2 separate regions of the Homo sapiens genome follow, and region 2 is linked to region 1. A link is an interaction called in ENCODE POLR2A ChIA-PET data of the cell type or tissue named here. Cell type or tissue: B cell. All regions are shown on one strand. Each heading gives the region's core, and the rest is flanking DNA. Links, peaks and the distances in the headings are about the cores only.

Region 1 (7,793 bases), core at 1,830-6,829:
TACAGTTCCTAGCTCAGAAACCTCATAATCTTTGTTATATTCTTTTGTCACAATGTTGGGGTACTTTAGGCCTTAGGAACAGGCCTCAGAAAATGGAATCTCTCTCTCTGACCTTCTCCTGCCTTCTTTTCACCTGCCCAAGGCAGGACTCTCATCTGATTGTGGGTCATGAGAACCTCATTCCAGAGTGGGTTCTACCCCATACTCCGCAGGAAGGAATGCTGCACAGAGAGATCCAGAAAACCCTGAGCAGGCAGGCCTTGCTGGGTTTATTCAGGTCATATCCTTTCTGTACAGTCACATTGTGACACAGTTGTCCATGCTTCCAGACCTTCCCTATGTATCTCTTCATTTGGCTGTTTATTTGTATTCTTTAAAATATCCTTCATAACATACCAGTAAATATGTTTCTGTAAGTTCTATGAGCTGCTCTAATAAATAAATCAAACCCAAAGATAGGGTCATGGGAACCCCAACTTGAAGCTGATCGGTCAGGAGTTCTGGAGGCCTGGACTTGAGGCTGGTGGGAGAAGGGGGCAGACTTGTAGGACTGAGCCCTCCATATGTGATATCTGTTGCTGTTTCTGGGTACATAATGTTAGAACTGATTGGAGGATACCCGGGGAAAAACCCCCACACTTTGGTCACAGAAGTCTTCTTCTGTGTTGATGATTGTTGTTGTGGTATGAGGGCAGAGGAAAACATGGTTTGCGTGTTGCTCTGAAACAGTATCCAAAGTGTTTGGCCATCACCTCTTGTTGATCAGGCCCCACGCTGGCTCTCGCGGTGCTTCAGATTCCCAGTGACTCCATTCCATCCCCAGCTTGGCCCATCGTTGCCTTGAGTAAGTTCACCAGCCAGCACTCATGGTCCACATTCCCGGAGGCATTCAGGAGCTTCTGGACTCCTTCCACATCATATGAGCACCATGGGAGTCAGTTGTCCCATAGCAGGCCTGTCTCTGTGGACACTTCCCTTTGTTGTTCTACCACTCCAAGGCCAGCTTGGATAGCCTAGGAAAGCAGGGCACTAGCATGGAAAAAATGCTTGTGGGTTCTGTCTCAATGTGCCTGGAGTTTTGTGGCAATTTCTGCTGCTGCAAAACCCTCCAGTCTCTATATACCTGGCCCCTGTGCTGGGGATAAACTCAGGGACTCATGATCATCTTCTCCCTTGTCTAGTCTTCTGTAGCTCTCCCTGTCTGATTTCTATCCCTCAAGTCAGAGGTCCTTTCCACTTTATTTTTACTCCTTGGATAGATGGCAACTTCCCTTAAATCATAATCCTTAAATTTCTCTAAAGAAAAATTTTTGTCTTTATTATCTAAGCTTTACTTGAAACTCAGACAATTTGGAGGTTTATCTTTACTATCTAAGGTTCACTTAGACAGTAAAGATAAGAGCTTTACAACATAGTAATATAATATAATATAATATAAGCTTTACTATCTAAAGGTTATAGTAAAATCATATGTTTCAAATTTCAAGTTTTGCTCCTGATATGGAAAGAGAAGTTGTTTACCTTTAGAAGTACCTTGATTTCTGAGAAAACCCTGGTTTTCATGACCACAGCTTTGCCATGGGCCTCATGATTCTCTGTTGCAAATCAAATGCTGAATGGTGGCCTTTTCTTTGCATTCTAGTTAAAACAAAATCTTCCTAGAGGTAACAGTGTATCTGGTTTAGTAGAGCACAGCCTTATGCAAGGAAGAGTGAAGAAAATCATTAATAAATTAAAAAATATTATCCACTGCCATAAAAACTCTTAAACTTTTATTGTAACCACAGGTTCACTGGACTGTCATTCCTTCTTAACTGAAAGTCTTCCAGGGGACTCTCTCTTACTCAACTTTGTGTCCTAATATAAGAAAAACAAAAGCAAGGTTTAGGGCCACCTTCTATCCTCTTCTGGTCCAATGGAGAAGACAAGAGAGGATCTCAAAGGCAGGGAACAGCACATACAAGGTAGAGAGGATAGATGAGCATTATTCTGGAAGCTTCTGAGTTCTTAAACAATTGAGTTCTACAGTGATTGATCAGGCAAGAATTTCCAGTCCTGCAAGTGGATATCCATAAAGGCAAGGACTAGATGTATGCTTTGTTGCTTCAGGCTGCTAAGAAGAGAAAACCATACAGCTCTCATTTTTATGGAGCTGGCTAGGAATAGTGCTGGCCCTTATGAATAATACCATACGTTCAAGGATTGGGATGTCCATGTGTAAGTAATAATAATAGTACAACAGCTATCAATTACTGAGCTCAGTACTATGTGCCAAGGGCTCTTCAGAAAGCTTCACATATATTAACTCATTTAATCCTTACCACAGTGCTATAAAATAGCTTCTGTTATTAACTTCATTTTACAGAGATGGAGCTAGAGGTGCACAGAGATGAGCTGATTTTTCTAAGGTCACACAACTAGAAATTAGCAGAGCTACAATGTAAACACAGGGAGGGTAACTTCAGGGCCACTATTCTGTATCTCTAACCCAACAATCCTGCGGAGACAATTCAAACATATTAGTTGTGCCTAAATTCAAAGTATTGCATTATAATAAAGCTATAAATCTATTTTCTATTTCAGGCTTATAGTCCTCAGCGAATTGCAGAAAGAATCTGGTGAACAAAAGAAGAACAACCTTGTTTCAAGTAGCAGATGTGCAAGGAGGGTCCACAAGGAAATTTCCCAAAAGGAAAATAGGTTCATACACAGATCATAGAAAATTCACTTTTATAATCCAAATAGTTTTCTAACTTTATTTCAAGTAAAATTTTTTTCCCCAAATAACATATTCCAAAGCAGTAAGATAGATCAAAGTGATGCTACAAAGCTTGAAATGGGGATGAGAGCTCAGAGTCTTAAATGCTCAACTTGCTGCACCCCACTGAAGCATTCGATAAATTCACTGTACTCCTTCTAGTACCCTTTTTCTGGGTCATTCTGCCACAAATTTTAAAATTCCAAGTATGATTAAAAGAAAGAGCTACTTTTCAAAATAGAGTCTGAAACTAGCTTTATGATATTTTATTTGAACATCCACATGTGTAAGCGTTAGAATTGCTGGGAAGATAACTGCTTAATTGACCAGGTGTGCACATCAGTTGTTGGGAGAAAGAGAAAATACCATTGATTTAATTTTTTAAAAAAAAATTCAACTTTTATTTTAGACACAAGAGGGTACAGGTGTAGGTTTGTTACATGTAAATATTGCATGATGATAAATTTTGGAGTATGGATCCCATCATCCGAGGTAGTGAGCATAGTACCCAATAGGTAGTTTTTGAACTCCCCCCTCTAGTAGTTCCCAGTGTCTATTGTTCATCTGTTGTTCCCATATTTATGTCCATGTGTGCTCAATATTTAGCTACCACTTGTAAGTGAGAATATGCAGTGTTTTGTTTTCTGTTCCTGCATTAATTCTCTTAGTACTATGGCTTCTAACTGCATCCATGTTGTTGCACAGGACATGATTTTATTCTTTTTTAAGGCTGCATAGTATTCCATGGTGCATATGTACCAGATTTTCTTTATCCAATCTACCATTGATGGGCACCTGGATTGATTCCATGTCTTTTCTATTGTGAATAGTGCAGCAATAAACATACGAGTGAATGTGTCTTTTTGGTAGAATGATTTATTTTCCTTTGAGTATATACCCAGCAGTGGGGTTGTTGAGTCAAATAATAGCTCTGTTTTAATGTTTTAAGTTCTTTGAGAAATCTCCAGACTGCTTTCCTCAGTGGCTGGACTAATTTGCATTCCCATCAACAGTGTTCCCTTTTCTCTGCAGTCTCGCTAGCATCTGTTGTTTTTTGACTTTTTAATAATAGCCATTCTGACTGGTGTGAGATGGTATCTCATTGTGGTTTTGATTTGCATTGCTCTGATGATTACTGATGCTGAGCATTTTTTCATGTTTGCTGGCCACTTGTATATCTTCTTTTGAGAGCGTCTGCTGGTCTCAAACTTCCGATCTCAAGTGATCTGCCCCTCTTGGCCTCCCAAGTGCTGGGATTACAGGAGTGAGCCACTGTGCCTGGCCCCTTTGCCTATTTTTAATGGAGTTATTTGTTTTTTGCTTGTTGAATTGTTTAAGTAGAATAGATATTTCAAGGGAATAATAACTAAGCTAAAATTTGAAGAATGAGTTGGTAATTATGGATAAGCAAAACATGTCCAAAGGAGTGCAGATAAGAAACAGCTTGACATATTACTAAGTTGGTAAGAATTTAGTATGTCCCAAGTATGTACATAGACAGAGGGATAGTTTGTGAATTAGGCAAGTGCCATATCTTGTAAGGCATTAGATACTAAGAAAAAGAATTTGAGCTTTATCCTGAACAAATGCAGAGCTATTAAAGGAATTTAATGAAGAAAATTGCATTTTAGAAAGATTGCTCCAGGGTGGAGAATGAATTGCAGTGGGGCAAACTGAAAATAGGGTGACAATTTAGGAAATAAGAAAACAGGAAGCAATTGCCATAATCAAGTGTGAAGTGATTAGATCACGGACTAAGAAAGTAACAGTAGATATAGAAGGGTGGGATGGGGACATATTCAAGAGACAGTTTGGAGGTGGAATCTCTTAGAATTGGATAAGTGGATGGATTGTGGCAGAGGTTTTGAGGGGCAAAGAGGAGTATAGACAACATCTCTTGTCTTCTAGTTTGAGTGATTAAATTTGGAAGACTGATATTCATCAAGATGGCAAATGCAGGAAAAGGTGCAGCTTTGATAAGGAAAGAATGATTTAGACATATTAATTTGAAGATCTTTGGGCTTTCTAGGTGGAGATGCCCCATACACAGTTGGATATACAGATCTGGAGTTTAGCCAAGAGGTACAAGCCAGAGAAATATGTTTGGAGCCAATAATAACATACATAGGTAAGAGTGGAAGTTGTGAATGAGGATAAAAATCCCCAGAAAGAGTACATGAAGGAGAGAAGCTAGGGTAAATAAAAGAGCCCTGGAGGACAACAAATTTGAGAGTTAACTAGAGACAGTAGAATCTACAAAGGAGCTCGGGAAGAAACAGCAAAAGAGGTTAGAGAAACCAGAAGAGTGGGTTACAGAATCCAAGGGAGAAAATATTTCATAAAGGACTAAGTAGTCAGGAGCATCAAGTACCACAAAGGTCAAGTAATAGAAAACGTTTAGAATGCCCATTGGAACTGGGAACTAAAGAAAGTCACTGACATTTTGGGGGAAAGTATAAGCAATGAAAGAGATGAAGTAGATACTGAATGTCAAATAGTATGTCTGTAAAGGAGAAATGAGATGGTAGCTCATGGAAGAGAGGAGCTTGAGGTTAAAACAAGGGATCTTTTTTTTAGTGGTGTAAAATGTCCATTTATTTTCTCACAGATCTGTATATTACTCAACTGTGTTCTCTGCTGGGGGTCTCTCAAGGCTGAAATCAGGGTGTTAGACTGGCTCTTATATGCAGGATCTGGGGAAGACTACATTTCCAGGTTCTTTCAGGTTGTCATAATTCAGTTCCTCATAGTTTCTCATGTTTACAGGACTGAGGTTCCTGTTTGCTGGTTGAGCCCACCCTACAGAGGCCACATGAATTCTTCATTCTGCAGACTCCTCCATCTTCAAAGCCACAGCGTGTTGAATCCCTTTTATGCTTCACATCTCTCTGACTTGCTCTTTTAGCTTTAATAATTAAAAAACACCTCCAAATTGTGATTTCACATAAAATTCGCCATTCTAACCGCTTTTCAGTGTGCAGTTCAGAAGTGTTAAGTATATTCATGTTCTTGTGCAACCAATCTCCAGAACTTTCTCATGTTGCAAAACTGAACCTCTGTTACCTGTGAATAACAATTCCTCGTTTCTTTCTCCTCCCAGCCCCTGACAACCGTCATTCTACTTTCTGTTTCTAGGAGTTTGACTACTCTAGGTACCTCATCTAAGTGGAATCATACAGCATTTGTCATTTTGTGATTTGTTTATTTCACTTAATATGATATCCTCCTGGTTCATCCATGTTGTAGCATGTGTCACAGTTTCCTGGGGAGGGGAATTTTTAAGATGGAAAATATGAAAAAAAAAATGGACAGAGCAGGCCACAGGAAAGGAACCAGCCCATGCGTTGAGATTAGAGAGGTCCTACTTGAAATCCTACTATCTGAGAGTCATTTATTTGATCTTCAAGATCTGTTGCCTCTTCAGTCTCCCAGGTAAAAAGCAAATATATCTCGAGATGAGTAAACTTTTAACATCCAAGGGTTGACTAGGTGGCTGTTGGTTGAAATAAAGACAGATAGGTTCCTCAAAAGGGAAAATAAAGAGTGCAAGTGGTGGATGAAGAAGAGGTGAAGACTGGTGAAAGAGTCAGTAGGTCAGACTGTTGTTGGAAACAATCCTTCTTAAGAACTCTGTGGATGTCATCTAGCTTGTCTTAGAATGCAAGTTATCTTCTCACTTAAGAATACTTGCAACTTCATTCTGTTTGGTGTAGGTGCCTATTCTGTTTGCATTTAAGAAGACCCTGGTAACAAAGGAAGAGAGCTTATAAAGACCCCATTTAGAGGGAAATCAGATGGAGACTAAGTACTTTAATGGAGAATTAATACTAAGATAGGATCAGTTAAACTCCAGATTTCAAACACAGTCTTTCCCGGTTTCCCATTACGCAATCTTGCCCAGCTTCCCATTCCAGTTTCCCAATGCGAAACTGGGAAAGACTGTGTTTGAAATCTGGGGTTGGGCTTTGCAAGGGGTGTGCCCTCAGGGGTCTTATGAGATACTCTACATATCTTCAGCTATGAACCCCTTCTTTGACCTCTTGTACAGTCAGCTTCTTGACATCTCTGTTTAGATGATGAATAGGAATCTCCAAGTCAACATTTCCAATACTTCACTTGATTTCCCATCCCTCTCCCAAATCTATTCTCTCCTAGTCTTCCTGAATTCAGAAAATGTCACTAGCATAACAATCCAGTCCCATTTTTTTTCGTGCAATTTATGAGCACATGCTGGCTGTTCTATCATGAAAGACATTTACTTCCTCCCATCTTCGTGGACTACCTAGTCCAGGCATTGTAATTTCTCACCTGAACTACTGCAGTTGCCCCTAACTGGTCTTTCTGCTCCATTTTTGCCAATATGTAATCAGCTCTCTAAACAGCAGCCTCAAAATTCTTTAATGTCTTTTCACTGCAGTTGGGATAAAATTAAAATTCTCTACCACAGGTGCTGGGCCCTAATAGCATCTCTGACCTCATCAACTGTTTTCTCTTCCCTTATCCCTTTCCAGCTGCATCTGCCTCCTTTCCATTCCTCATCCCCACCAATTTTGTTCTCATCTTAAGGCTCTTCTGGGACTCTTCCTCCAAATCCTGTCATTGCTGTCTCATTAACATTCTAATCTCAGCTCAAATGTTTCCTCCTCAGAAAGCTGTCCCTGACCACCCAATCTAAAGAAATCTTTCACCTGACTCACTCTATGCTATGCCACCCTTTTAAATTTTTCTTCATGAGTGTTTTCACTATCTAGAATAATCATTTTTATTTGTATGTTTTTCATTATATCTCTCTCATTAAAGTAAAAACTCTAAGGACAAAATGTTGCATCTATCTCATTTCTGTATTCTCAGAATGTAGAACAGTGTCTGGTACAAAGTAGATGCTCAATAAATGTGTTGACTGCATAAGTGAATCCTTTCCAAACAGGTTGGTTGAAAATTGCTGGTGGATAAGCAGATGGCAAGCAGGGAGCCCTATTCTGAGAGTGGATTTCTGCTCTTGTGAAAAGATGAAACAAGAACACATTATTCAACG
Region 2 (7,793 bases), core at 1,091-6,090, 480 kb after region 1:
GTAATAAATGAACCTACACTTACTCCAGAGGGGACAAAGGTGGTACCTGATGCAGGAATATGTGAGTGTTGGTGTTGGAGAGTGTTGTGAGAGGAAGATTATTCAGCAGAAACAAACCCTTCCTCTGATGAGCAGAAGTGGTGGATGTCAGTAATTTAAAAATGGAAAATCAAGTCATTCAGAATACTTTTTATAGGGATAATCTTTTAAAATTGCACACTGAGCATTTAATCAATGTAAGTAATATGGCACCATTATCTAGGTTGCACATTTGTGAAAGCATCAGTATATGATGCGTTCCATGGTTGGGATCTAATGATACCCAGATCAAGCCATGACATAACTAGTGCAGTGTGCAAGATTCAAGCCCTATTCAGTCAGAATTCTTCCTTTGAAATGAGGATTGACAATTAAGCTTTTTTTTTTTTTTTTTAAACGGAGTCTGGCTCTTGTCGCCCAGGCTGGAGTGCAGCAACACCATCTCAGCTCACTGCAACCTCCACCTCCCGGGTTCAAGCAATTCTCCTGCCTCAGCCTCCCAAGTAGCTGGGATTACAGGTGCCCACCACCGTGCCCGGCTAATTTTTGTATTTTTAGTAGAGACGGGGATTTCACCATGTTGGCGAGGCTGGTCTTGAACTCCTGACCTCAAGTGATCCACCCACCTTGGCCTCCCAAAGTGCTGGGATTACTGGCATGAGCTACAGTGGCTGACAGTTAAGTAGTTTAATAATGTATGCTTCAAATTATATTTGACAGGGAGTCCCCTGACTAACTCTTGTTATAGTTGTGCAGTTTTATGATTACATATGGGAGAATTAAATGCACAAAAAGCATACATTGATATGGGTGACCTTTCTTATCTGTCTTTTATCTTGTGAAGTATCACTAGTCTAAACACATGTGGTTTTAAAAAACAAATTCACATGATGTATAAGCATATAGTAGTGGAAAATATTTTACTTTTTTTTTTTTTTTTGAGACAGAGTCTTGCTCTGTTGTCCAGGCTGGAGTGCAGTGACATGATCGTGGCTCACTGCAACCCCCACCTCCAGGGTTCAAGCGATTCTCCTGCCTCAGCCTCCTGAGAAGCTGGGAGTACAGGCATGCACCACCACACCCAGCTAGTTTTTGTATTTTTAGTAGAGACAGGGTTTCACCATATTAGTCAGGCTGGTCTCGAACTCCTGACCTCATAATCCACCTGCCTCAGCCTCCCAAAGTGCTGGGATTACAGGTGTGAGCCACTATGCCTGGCCAGTATTTTACTCTTAATTGATGTTAAACTTTTAAACTACAAGACATCTGTGTGGTTTTTTTTTTTTATCTTGCCTCCTTTACTAATTATTGCTAATATCTATGTGATTTTATCTTACTTCCTTTACTAATTATTAGATTTTTATTAGAGCTGTTGTGGAAAACATATTTGTCACAGTGGAAAATGGAATGAATTGATAATAAGCACCTCAATGATATAACTCCATTTGTAGTTAGATATAGATTATTTATAGAAACAATTGGATTTTTAAAAACACTGAATAAGAAATTACCTAGAATGTTGCCATCAATGTGCTGAAGCATTTCATTTTTCATTTTAGAGTGCTACTAAAATTTGAACTCATTGTGACAGTGTATATTTAGTAAATTTTGCATTTAATAAACTACTGTGTTATCATTCATAAAAAGTGCCATGATATCACAAAAATGAAGTAATATGTCCTCTAGCAGTCCTAACCTGTCCATTTCCTTTTCAGTGATAGGTATACATTACATGACTGTCAAAGAGGAGTCCATTGTTACTATAAAAGGCCATTTCTTTTTGTTCTACCTTTATAGTCATCTTAACACATTTTATTGTTTATGGATCATCAACTATTTGACAGAAGGTGTAGAGCACTTAGAAACTAAAATGCAGTGTGCTGTCTATTGTATATCAATCAATTTAAGATAAAGGATTTCTTTTTTTTTTTTTTTCTTTTTTTTTTTTGAGATGGAGTCTCTCTCTGTTGCCCAGGCTGGAGTGCAGTGGCGGGATCTCGGCTCACTGCAAGCTCCGCCTCCCGAGTTCACGCCATTCTCCTGCCTCAGCCTCCCAAGTAGCTGGGACTACAGGCGCCCACCACCATGCCCGGCTAATTTTTTGTATTTTTAGTAGAGACGGGGTTTCACCGTTTTAGCCAGGATGGTCTCGATCTCCTGACCTCGTGATCCGCCCGCCTCGGCCTCCCAAAGTGCTGGGACTACAGGCGTGAGCCACCGCGCCCGGCCAAGGATTTCTAAAATGAAGACATAAATCAGTGGAAAAGCTAGATTGGATTCACAGAAACTTGATACATACCTTTTCTAGAGCATGTGTGACACATAATTGGTTTACAGTTATTTCTAGGAAAAATTCACATTCAAATACTAAGTTCCTCTTCATTATTTTATGATAGATATTTGTTTGTCAAGGTCAGTTGAATTCATAGGGGACACAGACCGTTTACTACATGTCAGGTATTTACTTTCCTGAATGTCATTGTAATTCAGCAGTACACCAAACTAGATAACAATTTTTAGGAATCAACTCGGTCTTCATTGAATTAATATCTTTCCCAAATTGCTATGATTGACTGTTCCTACTTCCCCTCCCCCAGACCGTAGCTATCGTTTTATTTAAAATGTTTCATTTTGAGAAAGGTTGAAGTATTAACCAGCAAAGAATAACAATTCCGTAGGCAAATCAGTTTGTTTCATGTCTAGGACGATGGTTCTGCAGTGTGGTTCTAGAACCAGCAGCATCAGTATCAACTGGGAGTTTGTTAGATTATTACCCCACCCCCCACCCCTAGACCTGCTGAATCTTTTGAAATTCTGGGGATGGGACCCAACCATCTGTAGTGTAACAGGCCTTCCAGGTGATTCTAATACTCTAAGAATTTAGTACCACCAGTCTAGTAGTATTAACCAAATGCTTCCACAAATGAAAATTGTTTACATCCACTTCAGTTTCAACATGCATTATCAGTTGTTTGAGATGATATTGGCAGCGCCAGTGCTAGAATCAGGAAGATTCCTTTTGCCTATTTTACAAAATGCAGATTTGAGACCTTCAGATATAATATGCTCTCACTGTAAGAAAAATATGTCTTATTTTATTGTTGCTACATTCTGAACTTTAGCTTGGGGAAAAAGGAATTGGGTTTTGAAAGCTTGTTTACGACAAATCAAGTGAAAATATCTCTTGGACGTGCTTGCTTACATAAAAATAAGCGTTTTGGCACTAACATTGGTAGACTCTGGTAGGTCTTTCCATCTTAGATTATTTTTATTTCAAGGAAGATTGATATTTTAAGCTTTCATAAAGAAAACTTTTTTTAATCAAAGAAGAAATGATAACATTTGTCCTGATGACAGATTTGGGATTGATATGTTGTTTTTTAAAAATTCTTTTGAATCTCTTGGACAATATTAAATACATATATATATATAAATTATGGATGTTCTCTTTCACCTATAGTAGCTTACTCTTCAATTAAAAATGGAGTGTCAGAAAGTCTCCATTTGGAGACAGGAGGCCTACAAATTGAAACAGAAGAAACCCAAGCCATGTGTATTATATATGGACCATAGGTAAATAGAAGATTGCTCTTTGAAAAGCAAAGATTGTTTCAGTTAGTTGCAGTTCTATCTAGGACAGTAACTATAAGTCATTTTATTTTGTTCTTTGGTTGTATCTAATTTTGAGGTAATGGGTGTTTTCCTCATATTACCTCTAAGTTAATACTACAATTTAACCTGTATTGATGTTACTTATGTGAATAACAGGCTGTATTAAATTACCCCACTTTAATTCCAAAGTTCCTTACGCATGGGCTGCCCCAGAAGCATATGTAATTACTTAATTCTAAACCATGGTAGGTGATGCTTTTCTAGTGACCATTTTTCTATCCTTCTGTGAGGAAAGGGCTAATATAGTACCTTAAATAGAACTGTCTCCATGGCAATGGACAGTCAGCTTTTGACTTTGAATCTCATGAAAAAAGAAAATTTAAAAAGCATTTTCATGGTCTAAAATAGCAGTATGGCAAAAGTAAGGTATGAGAATATTTCCTGTCAGTTATTGCATGACTGGTTAAGGTAGCAGAACTTTTATCTTTTTTTCTTTTTTCTTTTTTACATAGGACTTTTTATTTGAGTATTTTGAAATGTTACCGAATTCCTTCTCTGAATTAATGAATGATAATTATTATCTTCAGATTGATAGAGAACTAGAGAAGCTTAGATATAGGATTGGGTCCATGCCTGAGAAAAAAAGAGTTGCCTAGCTCTGGTTGTAATTTTACTCTCATAAAGAATAAAAATACTGACTAAATTATGGGTCATTCATAATTACATTTAAACAGAGCTATCTCATGGAACACTGGAAGCAATAACGATTAAAAATAAAAGCTTAACAAATTATGCCAGTTTTTTTTCAGCCAACTCCTACGATTTGGGGTCTACAGATCACCTATCCTATTTAAAAGACTCCACTGGCAGCCTGCCTCCCTTGTTCTCTTTTGCATCCACACTTACTTAAAGGCAGAGCCCTTTGATTCTAGCTGCTTGTTCACCTAGCTTTCAGTAAAGGTCAATGACAGTGCTGTATATTAGAAGCTAGAGAATAAGACCACATTGTCATCGGTAATCTTACTTTGTCTTTTTCCTTTGTAAAGTTGTTTGCCCCTTGACTAAATCTTATCTCAGTATAGGGGTCATTTTCAATTGAATCAGCTCTCATCTTTAAAATATCATCAGTAAATGCTTAATACTCTGAGGTTACTGTTAATGAGGGAATTGGTTAAACAAATTATGTGACATAAATACAGTGGAATACTGGGCAACTGATCTATGTATAGAAGTGGACAGACATCCACAATATGTTATTGATTGGAAAAGACCAAGGTTTTTTTTTATTTTTTAGGACTATGAAGATTTTTGTTTTCATTTAAAAAAAGATAAATAAGGAATCCAAAATTAACAGTATTAATTTCTGGGTGGTGGGGTTACAGGAGATTATTTTTACCATCTACTTCATTGTCCTTTGTTTTTAGCAATAAACACATATTTTATAAAAGTTTAAAAAGCTATTACTGATTTGAAATAATAGAGAAGAAGAGATAATTTAAGTGATGGATAGTACAGAGAGCAGATTCAAATGAGATGGCAAATTAAAGATGCATTGAGATAAAGACAAATGTTCACAGGTTTAATAGATATCCAAAGTAGCTATGGGTAAATCACCAAGGGAATAATAATGTGTGTGTAGGAGGCTAATGAGGGCTCAGATGCGTAGACATAGATCAATACAATCTGGAAATGAATGAAGGTACTGTGCCTATCTATAGCATATTTTTTTATGTTGTCATATCAATCATTCTCTTTAGGAATCTGATGTGCTTATTAATATTTCATCAGAATATTAGTTTGTTTCCTTAATTATGAATTCAAGAGATAGCTGCAATTGTATTGCTCTACTTTTATACCATATGGTAGATAATAAAACTTACTGTATAAATTTCAGGAATTTAAATATATAATCTGAGCACTGTGTGTTAATCTAGAGATATTATCTATTAGGAACTGAAATAGAAAAAGATGGCTACTTTATAATATAATGTAATTTTAGAATTATTTAATTAATATGTATGCTAGGATTTTTGAAGACTTAAAAAAGGTGTATGGAGTCTGTCCTAGGTTTTAGAGAGCTTACTCTGTGGTTAGAGAGAAAGATGTTTTCTAAATAATTATAAAGATAGCTAAAAATGGAAAACTATACCTTTTGACTTTTTGTAGAGGTTAATAGATTATTATGTATCTTCACTTGTGAAAGCATGGATAATGTTTCAGTTAATTTAATACATTACTGTATGGAAAAGAAGGGTAGTTAAATATTAAATACTTGTTCTTATGTTTAAGGCTTAGGTATGTGGTTTCAGTGGACTATTTTTAATGATTTTTAAAAATATATATTTGAATTCTCAAAAATGCAAAATGTGTTATAGATAACATTATAGAGTATCTATAACCAGTTATTTTATAAATGGGTGTTTTTTACTTAAGTGGCTTTACTTTCCAATTTTATTTTCCATTTCTAATAGGATGGGTCATTTGTTGAACAAAATATCGAATTAATGACCTACTTTGAGCCAATTGATAGTTTTCTAAACCCAGCCTATTCTGTAAATCTTTTCTTTAGCTTGTAAGACAATTTCTAAACATGTTGTCTAGTTGTGTTATACTAAGGAACTCAGTATTGCATAATTCTAATAACAGCAGTTACTTTTTTTTTTTGAGACGGAGTTTTGCTCTGTCACCCAGGCTGGAGTGCAGTGGTGTGATCTCGACTCACTGCAACCTCCGCCTCCCGGGTTCAAGTGATTCTCCTGCCTCAGCCTCCTGAGTAGCTGGGACTACAGGCGTGCGCCACCATGCCCAGCCAATTTTTGTATTTTTTTTTGGTAGAGATGGGGTTTCACCATATTGGCCAGGCTGGTCTCAAACTCCTGACCTCGTGGCCCACTCGCCTTGGCCTCCCAAAGTGCTGGGATTATAGGCATGAGCCTTTTATAGTTGTATAGATGATGTCACACTCTTAAGAGCTTTACAGATATTTATTCATATAATATTCTCACTGCCTATTTTAATAGCCTTCTATTCACCCACTGCTGTGGGAGGGACTGCCACTCTTGGGTCATGGGGGTGGCTGAACGTATAATACCTAACACTGGACAGATGAGATCAACAGTGGTTTATTAGTCACATATACTCACAGTCCAGGGGAAGAGGACACTGCACACCATGCAGTGCACTTGGAAGTTGTATTCTGGAACAGAATGAACAACGAGGGGCAGTGAGAGACAGGCTTTCTAGAATAAAGAGGGTGAGATGCCCCAAGTTTCTACATGAAGCTATGATTGGCTTGTTTACATGATTGCATGAACTGGAATACTTTTCTATGCACCAGGAAGTAATTAATGATTATCTGGGATATTTATTATTCTTTTCCACTATAATTGTGTCAGAGCATCTTATCATTTCTCTTGATAAAACTGGGTATCTTTTTCTCTGAATTTTTCACATAATGCAAGTGTAATTGTAAACTAGCTGCTTTTGTTTTTTCCTTTTTTTTAGTCTGGCCAAACCTTTGATATAAAGAAGAATGTTTATAGAGTATTATTTATACTGAACTCTATGTCCTAATTAAAAGCAGATTTACCAAGTTTGGGTTTTTCTCATTCCCTTTATCTTGCCTGTGAACTTTGTCAAATTAACTTTTTAAAAATACAAACTGTTTATTAAAGAGTCTTGAATCTAGTATATTGGAATAATAAGTTTCTTTAGTCTTCCTTTCTGTTTTAATAAGAGCTATGCTTAAGTGATGTAGTGGTAGAATGCAAAATGCTCACAGTTCTGCTGTAACACTTAATGAAAATTTGTTTTAATTGATGTATTAGGGAATGATTTGAGCATATCAGTGAATTTTGTGTATTAGGATACATACTTCAAACATCTACCCTCCACCTTAGTTCACCAGTGTATTATGAGCTCCATCCATTCATATCTGGTGTTACATTGTTACGTCTTATTTCAGATCATCCTTCTGCTGCTTCATAACTTACAGGCTGTAGGCCTTGCAGTAACCACTTCCATAAGCAATTTTCTTTTTCAAGGTAGAGTGCCATATACATATATATTTTAATTGTACTTTAAGTTCTGGGATACATGTGCAAGAAGAACGTGCAGGTTTGTTACATAGGTATACATGTGCC

The links. ChIA-PET counts read pairs that join two places held together with the same protein. Peaks named below come from ENCODE experiments on the same cell type or tissue, not always from the same donor. Only the 100,000 strongest peaks of a DNase experiment are listed, where the experiment ranks them.
Region 2: POLR2A ChIA-PET joins it to region 1 with 7 read pairs; 8 of 35 experiments call an interaction of 5 or more read pairs at or near these places.

Annotation. Positions count from the first base shown.
Region 1 is chr11:95,689,169-95,696,961 of GRCh38, reverse strand. No RefSeq gene overlaps it. Among named protein-coding and RNA genes, the nearest start is that of FAM76B, 97 kb to the left of the region's middle. In B cell, for the core only: no CTCF peak of the experiment used is centred there; a DNase peak (open chromatin) is centred at 3,841; H3K4me3 peaks cover 627 bases.
Region 2 is chr11:95,210,292-95,218,084 of GRCh38, reverse strand. All of the region lies in intron 1 of SESN3 (sestrin 3), which reads left to right. Among named protein-coding and RNA genes, the nearest start is that of SESN3, 17 kb to the left of the region's middle. In B cell, for the core only: no CTCF peak of the experiment used is centred there; no DNase peak of the experiment used is centred there; H3K27ac peaks cover 2,313 bases.